Linked DNA regions of Homo sapiens: region 1 is linked to region 2. Evidence: read pairs that join two places in POLR2A ChIA-PET (ENCODE). Cell type or tissue: PC-9. All regions are shown on one strand. Region 1 overlaps SRPK2 (SRSF protein kinase 2). Region 2 overlaps SRPK2 (SRSF protein kinase 2).

What was found. ChIA-PET counts read pairs that join two places held together with the same protein. Peaks named below come from ENCODE experiments on the same cell type or tissue, not always from the same donor. Only the 100,000 strongest peaks of a DNase experiment are listed, where the experiment ranks them.
Region 1: POLR2A ChIA-PET joins it to region 2 with 9 read pairs; 3 of 35 experiments call an interaction of 5 or more read pairs at or near these places.

The regions. Positions count from the first base shown.
Region 1 is chr7:105,374,328-105,379,327 of GRCh38, forward strand. All of the region lies in intron 2 of SRPK2 (SRSF protein kinase 2), which reads right to left. Among named protein-coding and RNA genes, the nearest start is that of SRPK2, 12 kb to the right of the region's middle. RefSeq lists an enhancer at 2,659-3,645. In PC-9, no CTCF peak of the experiment used is centred here; no DNase peak of the experiment used is centred here.
Region 2 is chr7:105,216,828-105,221,827 of GRCh38, forward strand. All of the region lies in intron 2 of SRPK2 (SRSF protein kinase 2), which reads right to left. Among named protein-coding and RNA genes, the nearest start is that of SRPK2, 170 kb to the right of the region's middle. In PC-9, no CTCF peak of the experiment used is centred here; DNase peaks (open chromatin) are centred at 1,564 and 3,124; H3K4me3 peaks cover 797 bases; H3K27ac peaks cover 4,290 bases.

The sequences.
Region 1 (5,000 bases), 160 kb after region 2:
GTTAATTAGTCCTACTCCTGCTGATTCTTCTTTAAAAGAGCTTTTCCAAAATTTAAGAGCCTTAAAAAGGTTCAATGTCTTTGACCTAATATTTCCATTTGCAGGATTCCACCTAGTCTAAGAAAATCTGAAATGCATACAAAGATATTCACTGAAGTAATACCATGCCAGAAAACTGGAAACATCTGTCTAGCAATAGGGAAATATTTAAGCAAATAAAACAAATTAGAATGTTAGTCATTAATAATTAGTTATGAAGTTTTTAAAGACATGAAAAATATACATATATTTTTTTGAGTCAGAGTCTCATTCGGTCGCCCAGGTTGGAGTGCAATGGCGCCATCTCTGGCTTAATACAACCTCCACCTCCCGGGTTCAAGCAGTTCTCCTGCCTCGCCTACGGAGGAGCTGGGAAGGGATTACAGGCGCCCGCCACCACGCCCAGCTATTTTTGTGTTTTTAGTAGAGACAGGGTTGCACCATATTGGCTAGGCTGGTCTCAAACTCCTGACCTCGTGATCCACCCGCCTCGGCCTCCCAAACTGCTGGAATTACAGGCTTGAGCCACTGCACCCAGCCAGCCCATGAAAAATATTTATAACAAAATGTAAAATAAGGAAAGCAGGATACAAAATCATATATAAGAGATGATAATGTAAGTAACAAAAACACAGGAAGAGAAAAAGGCCAGAAGGAAATATAACAAAATATTAGCAACATCCTATCTGTGCATATCATGCTGGCTGGTGAGAATATGAGTCATTTTTGTTTTTTGTCTTTTTATACTCCTATAATTTCTAGATATGGCATATAATATTTTTAAAACCTGGAAAAAATTTATGTTTAAAAAAATGTGTTGCTAATTCAAGACTCTTCAAGGTCTCCCTAAGTAAACTACAAATTCAATATTAACCCAACCCAATAGCAAAACAATACTGAGATAGGGACTTGAAAATATCATCTTAATGAAAAAATATGCAAGAATGGCCCCCAAAAATATAAAATCAAGTGTAACAAGTGGGTATGGGGGTATAAGAGAGCCCTTGCATTTCCAAAAACTGAAATGTAGTCAGGCCAAGCACACTGGCTCACACCTGTAATCCCAACACTTTGGGGAGCCAAGGTGGGAAGACAGCTTGAAGCCAGGAGTTTAAGACTAACCTGGGCAGCAAAGCAATACCCATCTCTATTTTAAAAAGAAAAGAAAATGTATTCAAAATCACAGCGATCAAGGTAACCTGGAACTAGAGCAAGGACAGAGAAGTCAACACACTCAAGTACAGGTGGAAATACAATTGAGTTAGCACAACTAGATAAGCTATTTAGAAATAAATAAGCAAGCAACAAAAGCCTAACAACCACAAAACGGCCAACCTTTACTGAATATTTACCACAGGTCCACAATCCTTGGGACCAGATGTTTCGCTATTCAAGTTTTTTGGGTTTTCCAAAGGTAATATGGCACCCATATCATGTATTATGCAATATTCCAGAACGGTATGGAGAAGCTCACCATAGGTATTTTAAAACATGCAACTTATAGCTGGGCACAGTAGGGCAAACACCTGTAGTCCCAGCTACTCAGAAGGCTAAAGCAGGATCACTTGAGCCCAGCAGTTTGAGTCCAGCTTGGGCAACGTAATGAGAATTCATTTCTTTTTTTTTTTTTTTTTTTTTTTTTTTTGAGACAGAGTCTCTGTCTGCCACCCAGGCTGGAGTGCAGTGTCGTGATCTCAGCTCAATGCAAGCTCCGCCTTCCCAGGTTCACACCATTCTCCTGCCTCAGCCTCCCGTGCAGCTGGGACTACAGGCGCCCGCCACCACACCCAGCAAATTTTTTGTATTTTGTTTAGTAGAGACAGGGTTTCACCATGTTAGCCAGGATGGTCTCTATCTCCTGACCTTGTGATCCGCCCGCCTTGGCCTCCCAAAGTGCTGGGATTACAGGCACAAATCACCACGCCCGGCCAAAAATTCATTTCTTAAAACACACACACACACAAACACACACCCCTACGGCATTCTTCATCTCAGAGCAAAGAGTTGTAGTCCGTCTACCCTCACCCCATCCCATCCCTATCCATTGAAAACCTGTGCTATAATCCCACTACTTCCTGACAACTCAGGATTTTTGCTCCAAATACCCCTTTTCTTGCCCATATTTTCAACCTCTAACTTTCTACTAGCTCCTTGCCATCCTTTTTTTCTTTTTTTTTTTTGGTGAGGGGAGGGTATAGAGTCTCACTCTGTTGCCCAGGCTTGAATGCAGTGGCACGATCTGGCTCACTGCAACCTCCACCTCTCAGGTTCAAGCAATTCTCCTCCTCAGCCTCCATAATAGCTGGGATTACAGGCGTGCACCACCACTCCCGGCTAATTTTTGTATTTTTAGTAGAGATGGGGTTTCGCCATGTTGGCCAGGCTGGTCTCGAACTCCTGACCTCAGGAGATCCACCCACCTCGGCCTACCAAAGTGCTAGGATTACAGTAGTGAGCCACCACGCCCGCCCCCCCACCCCCCTTTTTTTTTTAATAAAAAGCACCTTTTCTCCTTTACACACACACACACACACACACACACACTAAAAAGCTTATTCAATAACTAATCTTAAGAAAAACAAACAAAACAAAAAGGACCCTGCTCTATCTTCCTATTCACTTTTACAGCTGCAAGGTTGCTTTTATTTTAAAACACTGTGCTAAGATAGTTCCAGCTATAGTCTCTAATGATTTTCTAACTGCCAAAAGCAAAGGCCAAGATTAAGGCTCATCTCACTTGAATTTTATCTGCAGACTAACACTGCTGACCACGCCCTTCTTGAAATGCTGTATTCCCTTGGTTTCTGTAAGACAACTTTCTCCTGGGTCTCCCATCTCTCTGGCTCCTCCTTTACCAACCCTACCTGTAGCCTTCTCTTCACATGTTAATGCACCTTCATTCAGCCAGTTCCCTACCATCAGCTATACCTGACAACTCCCAATATATATCACCCTCAACAGAGCTCTTCCCAGTGCTCTAGCTATAAACACTGACCAAACAGCTCTTAAAGGAATTTATATAGAGACCTCAAAAAGGCTGGCCAGGCTGGGCGCGGTGGCTCATGCCTATAATCCCAGCACTTTGGGGGGCGGAGGAGGGTGGATCACCTGAGGCCAGGAGTTCAGGACCAGCCTGGCCAACATGGTGAAACCCCATCTCAACTGAAAAAAAAAAATACAAAAATTAGCCAGCCGTGGTAGTGGCACTGTAATCCCAGCTACTCAGGAGGCTGAGGTGGGAGAATTGCTTGAACTTGGGAGGCAGATGCTGCAGTGAGAACTGAGATCGCGCCACCGCACTCCAGCCTGAGCAACAGAGCAAGACCCCGTATCAAAAAAAAGAAGAAAAAAAGAGAAAAGCCTGGCCAAAGTCACCATTAATTTTTCCGAAACACATTCTGCATTCCCTATTGCAAAAAATGGCAACACCACCCATAAATTTAGCTAATTCAGAAACATGGAATTAATCCTAGAACCCTCCCACTCTCCTCTCACATTAAACTGGACACTAAGTCTAGTGGATTCTGGCCCCTTAATATACATCAGTCTCCTGAAGCCTCATGCAATAGCCTCCCAATGGAGCCCCTGGCCTCTAAGCAACTCCCCACACAATAGCTAAAGGAATCTTTCTAAAAACCTGAGTGTGTACCCCTTAACAGCTCCCCAGTCCTTCGTTTGACTTCCTCAGAGCCCTATTTATTGCTTACCACACCCTGCACTCCAGCCCTACTAACCTGCTTGACATTCCAAGACTACACGCCATTTTAAACCCCACATGTTGACACCAACTGCAGTGTTTCTTCGGCATGGAAGGTCCTTGCCCTGCCCCCTTATTTTACTTGGAGAATTACTGGTTCTTCCAGAACCAGTTTAGAATGCCCTCCTGATTTCCAGTTTGCTTTTAGATTACAAAATGATATCCATAATGATTAGAAAGATACATAACTTATACATACATCCGAAAAAGAAGTCATCTGAAAATCTACAAATTTTTATAAATCAGTAAGAAAAACTTACGACACAATATTTTTTTTAAAGGGTAGGGGGCAAAAGACTTAAAAAGGCGCTTCACAAAACAGGAAACTCAAATGACCAAGAAACATATGAAAAGATGTTGGCTGGGCCTGGTGGCTCACGCCTGTAATCCCAGCACTTTGGGAGGCCGAGGTGGGCAGATCACGAAGTCAAGAGATCAAGACCATCCTGGCCAACATGGTGAAACCCCATCTCTACCAAAAATACAAAAATTAGCTGGGCACGGTGGCACACACCTGTAGTCCCAGCTACTCAGGAGGCTGAGGCAGGAGAATTGCTTGTACTCAGGTGGTGGAGGTTGCAGTGAGCCGAGATCATGCCACTGCAATCCAGTCTGGCAACAGAGAAAGACTCCGTCTCAAAAAAAAAAAAAAAATGATGTTTAACATCATTACTCAGGAAAATGCAATTGAAAACCATAATGAAATATCAATACACACCCATAATAGGTAAAATTTATTACAATGACACTGCCAAGTGTGGGCAAAAATGTGAAGCAAACTTAAGTGTCTTTACACTTGTGGGAGAGTAAAGTAGTTCAATCAAAACTACATCTTTGAGCCTGGGCAACATAGGGAGATCCCATCTCTACAAAAAATTTTAAAATCAGCTGGGCATGGTGGTGCTCACATGTAGTCCCAGCTACTCAGCAGCCTGAGGCAGGAGGATCATTTGAGGCCAGGAATTTGAGGTGGCAGTGAGCTATGATTGTGCCACTGTCAGCCAACAAAGCAAGACCCAGTCTCTAAAAAAAAATATATATATATATATAAAGTCAGCCCTCTGAAACTGTGGACTCTGCATCCATAGGTTCAACCAATCATGAATCAAAAACAATCAAAAGTAAATAAATAATAACAAAATAAAAACTACAAATTAAAAAAACACCATGTAACAACCATTGACATGGTATTTACATTGTATAT
Region 2 (5,000 bases):
TTCCATCACTTACCAATCCATGAGAACTCAAGCCAGTGACCATTTCTCTAGGCTTCTGATGCACATTAGAGTGTTGTAAATATTAAAAGAGATGACACATAAATCCCCTGCCATGGTAACTGTGTACATGGTAGGCATTCAATAAAGGTTAATCCTCACCTCCCCACTCTTCTGGTATGTGGTGACAATAAAACTGTTTATTCAGGGTTCCAGCTGTGACCAATAAATACACCTTGATACATTACGCACGATACTGCTACAGGCCTTTTGGCATATCTGGAGTTCCTCCCATTCCTCTCTGTTCATCTCTGACTATCCTAACTGCAAAGGTCAACATCGATCCCACCACCTAACAACCCTCTGCTTCTAAATCTATGTATTTTATAATCATGATTAGTTAAGAGATTTCTTGAGAAGGTTACAAACAGTTAATTATCACATACTTCTACAAGGCAATATGACAAAGGCAGTATTTGGTGAGAAAAAAAAAGATTTAAAGTTGAACATAAAAAGTGACTTACCTAATTAAGCGGAATAGAAATTCAAAACATACAGTGGTGCTGAGACTAGCACCCATGAAACCAAATACTATAAATTATTCTCTCTTGCATTCACAGAAGACACAGAAGACACTGTGCCATACAGCACAACTGTATCTGACAAATGAAGACTGTCCTGAAATGTATCAAATCCATATACCTGACAGAGCAGGACTAAAGCCCCACCAGTGGAAGCATCCCACCAATGCAGACTGATACTCTCAGAACTGATTTTCTCCTTCCCTTGTGTCATGAATCTTGTGATTCTAACCCACAGTTCCAAATTCTGCAGGATTATCCCAAGTATAGAGAATATTCCTTATTTACTTGTTCAAGAAATACTTACAAAGCTCAAACTATTTTACTGCTAAAATGAGAAAAAAATGAGTCTTTTCTCATGGTACCAGGAATCTAACAGATAGATCAGATAGAAATAAAAATTAGAGCATAAAACAAGGCAGAACGTAGCTTGATAACATTACTTCTTTAATTAACTCAAGGCATATTCAATGTATCCAATTTCCAGTCTCCTGTATAATTCCCAGGGGATACAATAGCAAAAACAAAACATGTGGAAAGGTATACATGTTCTCTCCAGCTGGCTGAGTGCCTAAAAATTCTCAAAGAAAGGAGAGAAAATTGAAGAGGCCTATGACGAAGAAAAAGGTGTCAATAGATCTAGCTAGGAAAGGGCGTTCTAGGCAGGAGGACATGATGGCCTGAGCAGGAGAAGGTATGGCAGCAAGAAAGGGCTCATCCACTTCTGCCGGCACACAAGGTACCCAAAGGAGAATATTGGCAGAAGTGCTAGAGAAAGGTTGAGACCAGATTTTGACACCCTGGGGTGAAGAATTTGAAGTTAATTTGCTAGGAAATAAAATGCTACACAAAGTTAAATCTATTTCTTTCGGAAGCTATAACACAATAGTTCTCAAATAGAACTATACAGCACAAACAAGTGGAAGTTTTTCAAAATGCAAAAGTGAGAATCAAGAGATTCTTCTGACTCAGTAGGTCAGGAATGTAGCCTGGGAGCATGTCACCAGGTGACTGATACACACCCATGGTTAAGAATCAATGCTCCAAGGAATCATTACCATCTCTAACGGGTGTCAACTGGCAATGCACTAACGTGAGTTTATGGTCCAAACACAAGTAAGGAAAGTAGATACAAATAGACGTAGGTAAAGAAAGGCAGATAGAAATAAGAATTTGTAATGGTCCAAAAGGTTTAATGAAAAGGACCTCCACTTATAATAAATGATGTTTCCTAAGAAGTTACTGCATGAATCAGTTTTCAATCACCTACTACAAGTGAAGTAAAACTAATTTTTAGTGAATTCTATTAAAATATAAATAATCATACCACAATGTATTTAGAGTTCCAACTCAGAAAAGCATGCCTAAGGGAGTTATAATTTAAGCATGACTGGGGACTGAGTGACACCTTAAATATGACTGATAAATCCTATTCATTTTTCTTTTCTCCTTCGTAGTTGAAAAGAAAAAGAAGAAAACCCCAAAGAACAAATAAAAGAAAAAAAATCAAGGAACAAGAAATTCAACAATTTTTTTTAAAAAAATAATGAGAATAGAGAAGAGATGACAACTAGAAAGAACATAAGCAGCTATAAGCAAAAGTGGCCGCAGAAATAGATACTGACCAGAAAACAGTCCACCCTGGGACCACAAGAGCTTCAGCACTACAACCAGGGGCGGGGGAGACATTCTGGGGGATGATGCTGGAGACACATAGCTTCGTTGGATGGAGTGGTCGGCGCATACTTCCCACACTCCCACACCTCCAGTGTAACCAGATCACAATCTTTTCCAAGGCAGAAGACGGAACATTTTGGAGACACTAGGCACAAGGATATATAGTACTGGGCTAAGAAACAGTCTTTATGATGAACAGTTAGAATCAGACCAGGATCTTAGTCTCCTTACTCCACTCTGCTCCCAGAACATATCCCCGGCTCATGTCTACGCCCTGGACAGGAATACGGAGACTTCTTCACTGGAGAAACTAAATAGCCCCACTCAGGCCAGGCCTATGTATCATTATAACAGAATTACTTTTTTCACCCTTCCCTTTAAAACTAATGATCTTCAAGAAGACTTATGTTTTACTCACTAGGTTCTGCTCCTATATGCAAGATCCTTTCAGGCTTTTAAGTGCTAGAAGCCACTCCCTGTTTACTAAGTATGACGTTAGCTATGTGCCTAAGAACAGACTGAGCCTTAGTCCCTACGTACTTAGTAGAGCTCCTTACTTAGACATTAAATAACAGATGTTGAATGAAAAATCACAAGTGAAAAAGTATATGCCTAATGCTTGGTAAACTATTTAAGCCTACAATCTAATACTCTGATTTCATAATCTGACAGTGATCATAAACTTTTAAAATGTTACTCAAATTTGCAGTATTTAAGAGTAATATTTCCTACTCATTTATTTTCCCAAAATATGTAGGTACCGTGTGAAAGCACACAAAATTCTGTTTATTTAGTGGAGATAATGTTTCTATGTATTAGGAGTTCATGAGTAAAGAATCTTGCTAATGACTCAGCCACAAACTGGTGGCAAGAACAGGCAAAAATTCCTAACCAGTGTACACCTGACTTAGAGCCATGTAAGCCAAATAGCCTATTCATCACTACTTAGTAGGGAGAAGTTTAAGAACTCAAATAGTATCTGACTTAATCATAAAAAATGAAATACGGTTTAATCAAGTGATTAATGTTTTTAAAATAAGCAGGCAAAAAACTAAACATAGGGAAAAATAATGCAGTTTAAATGTGGCTATAAAATAAATACTTTATATACAGAATAAGTAGTTTTGTTTTTCCTAATTCTTAGATCCACTTACGATTTTAACAGTCTAGCTTGTGCCGGGTGTGGTGGCTCACACCTGTAACCGGGAGGCGGAGGCGGGCAGATCACAGGGTCAAGAGATCGATACCAGCCTGGCCAACATGGTAAAATCCCATCTCTACTAAAAATACAAAAATTAGCTGGGCGTGGTGGCGCACACCTGTATCCCAGTTACTCAGGAAGCTGAGGCAGGAGAATCGCTTGAACCTGGGAGGCAGAGGTTGCAGTGAGCTGAGATCGCACCACTGCACTCCAGCCTGGCGACAGAGCGAGACTCCATCTCAAAAAAGAAAAAAAGAGTTAATACAAGTGTTCAAAAACTCAAATTTAAATTGTAAAAGAACTAACATTAAGAAAAAAAGTCTAGCTTGTCATACTTAGCTAAAACAAAGTCTTTCAATCATTTATTAGTATATGAAACAAACCACCAAAAGAATCTAAAACTAGCATACCATTTACCACTCCAGTTGAATGTCACTATATTGTTTTCACTAAGACTCACTTTAACCATTTTTTTTTTCCATCAAGACATCCAGACCCCCAGCCCTGATTTGATGTCATCCCAGGATGTGTCTCATTTGTTTCAGAAGCCATCTTGAATTGTTTAAAATGTTTTAAAGGTTTCCCTTTACAATAGTCTAATCCTTTCAAAAAGTGGGGTCAGGGGCAGGAAGAGCTATACAATAATTTTTTGGTACTGGAGGTAAATAAGAGTAGAAAATGAAAAAATAAATTATAAATCATTACTTCAAAAAATATTAGCAGTATTTATTTGGCAGAATCAGAAAATAAAGTTCATGTGAGCTAACTGGTCTAATAAAAAGGTTTACTAAACCCACACACCAGTTTTCGACAAAAATCTCTAAAACATATTACGGATATTCCTCAACTCACGATGAGGAATATCCAAAACACCCTTCATAAAGTTGAAAAATCCTAAGTCAAGTCATTATGAGGGACTTGTATCTGCTGTTGCCATTATACGCTTGTCTTTACTAACTAAATAATATTTCACTCCTGTCACTAGAATTTGAAAAGTACAGAGTAGTAGTTAAAGGCATAGTCTTAAAAGTTGAGAGCTTGGTTTAAGTTCCAGCTCCATCAGTTATAAACCCTGTGGCTTTGAGCGAGTGATACCCACTTTTCTCACCAATCTTATTCTTTCTCCAGCTACAACAGTCCTCATGCCCTTCTTGAATCCAGACAAGAATCTACACTGCCTGATGATCTGGTTTACGAAAGCCTGTACATTTTTTCTGGGATTTCAAACCAATATCACACCAACGCCAAATGCTACTTTGGCCCCAACCATACCTATTTGCCAAGGTCAGCATCACGGAGCATTCTGTCACTACTGCCTCAATTTCCATCCCTGAAACAAGATGCTGCTTTTTTCTGTGGTGTCTCCCTTATATAACCCCCTGTCCACAACAGTCCTAACCATATCCTTTGCCATCTATCTGTGGCGCCACATCCCTCTCCCCACTCAACCCATCTTCCTTTTTAACAGAGCCAACTTTCCAAAATTAACATACAACTGGTGATTTTTCTGCTTGAAAAGTAGTATTTATTTTTCTTCGGATTAC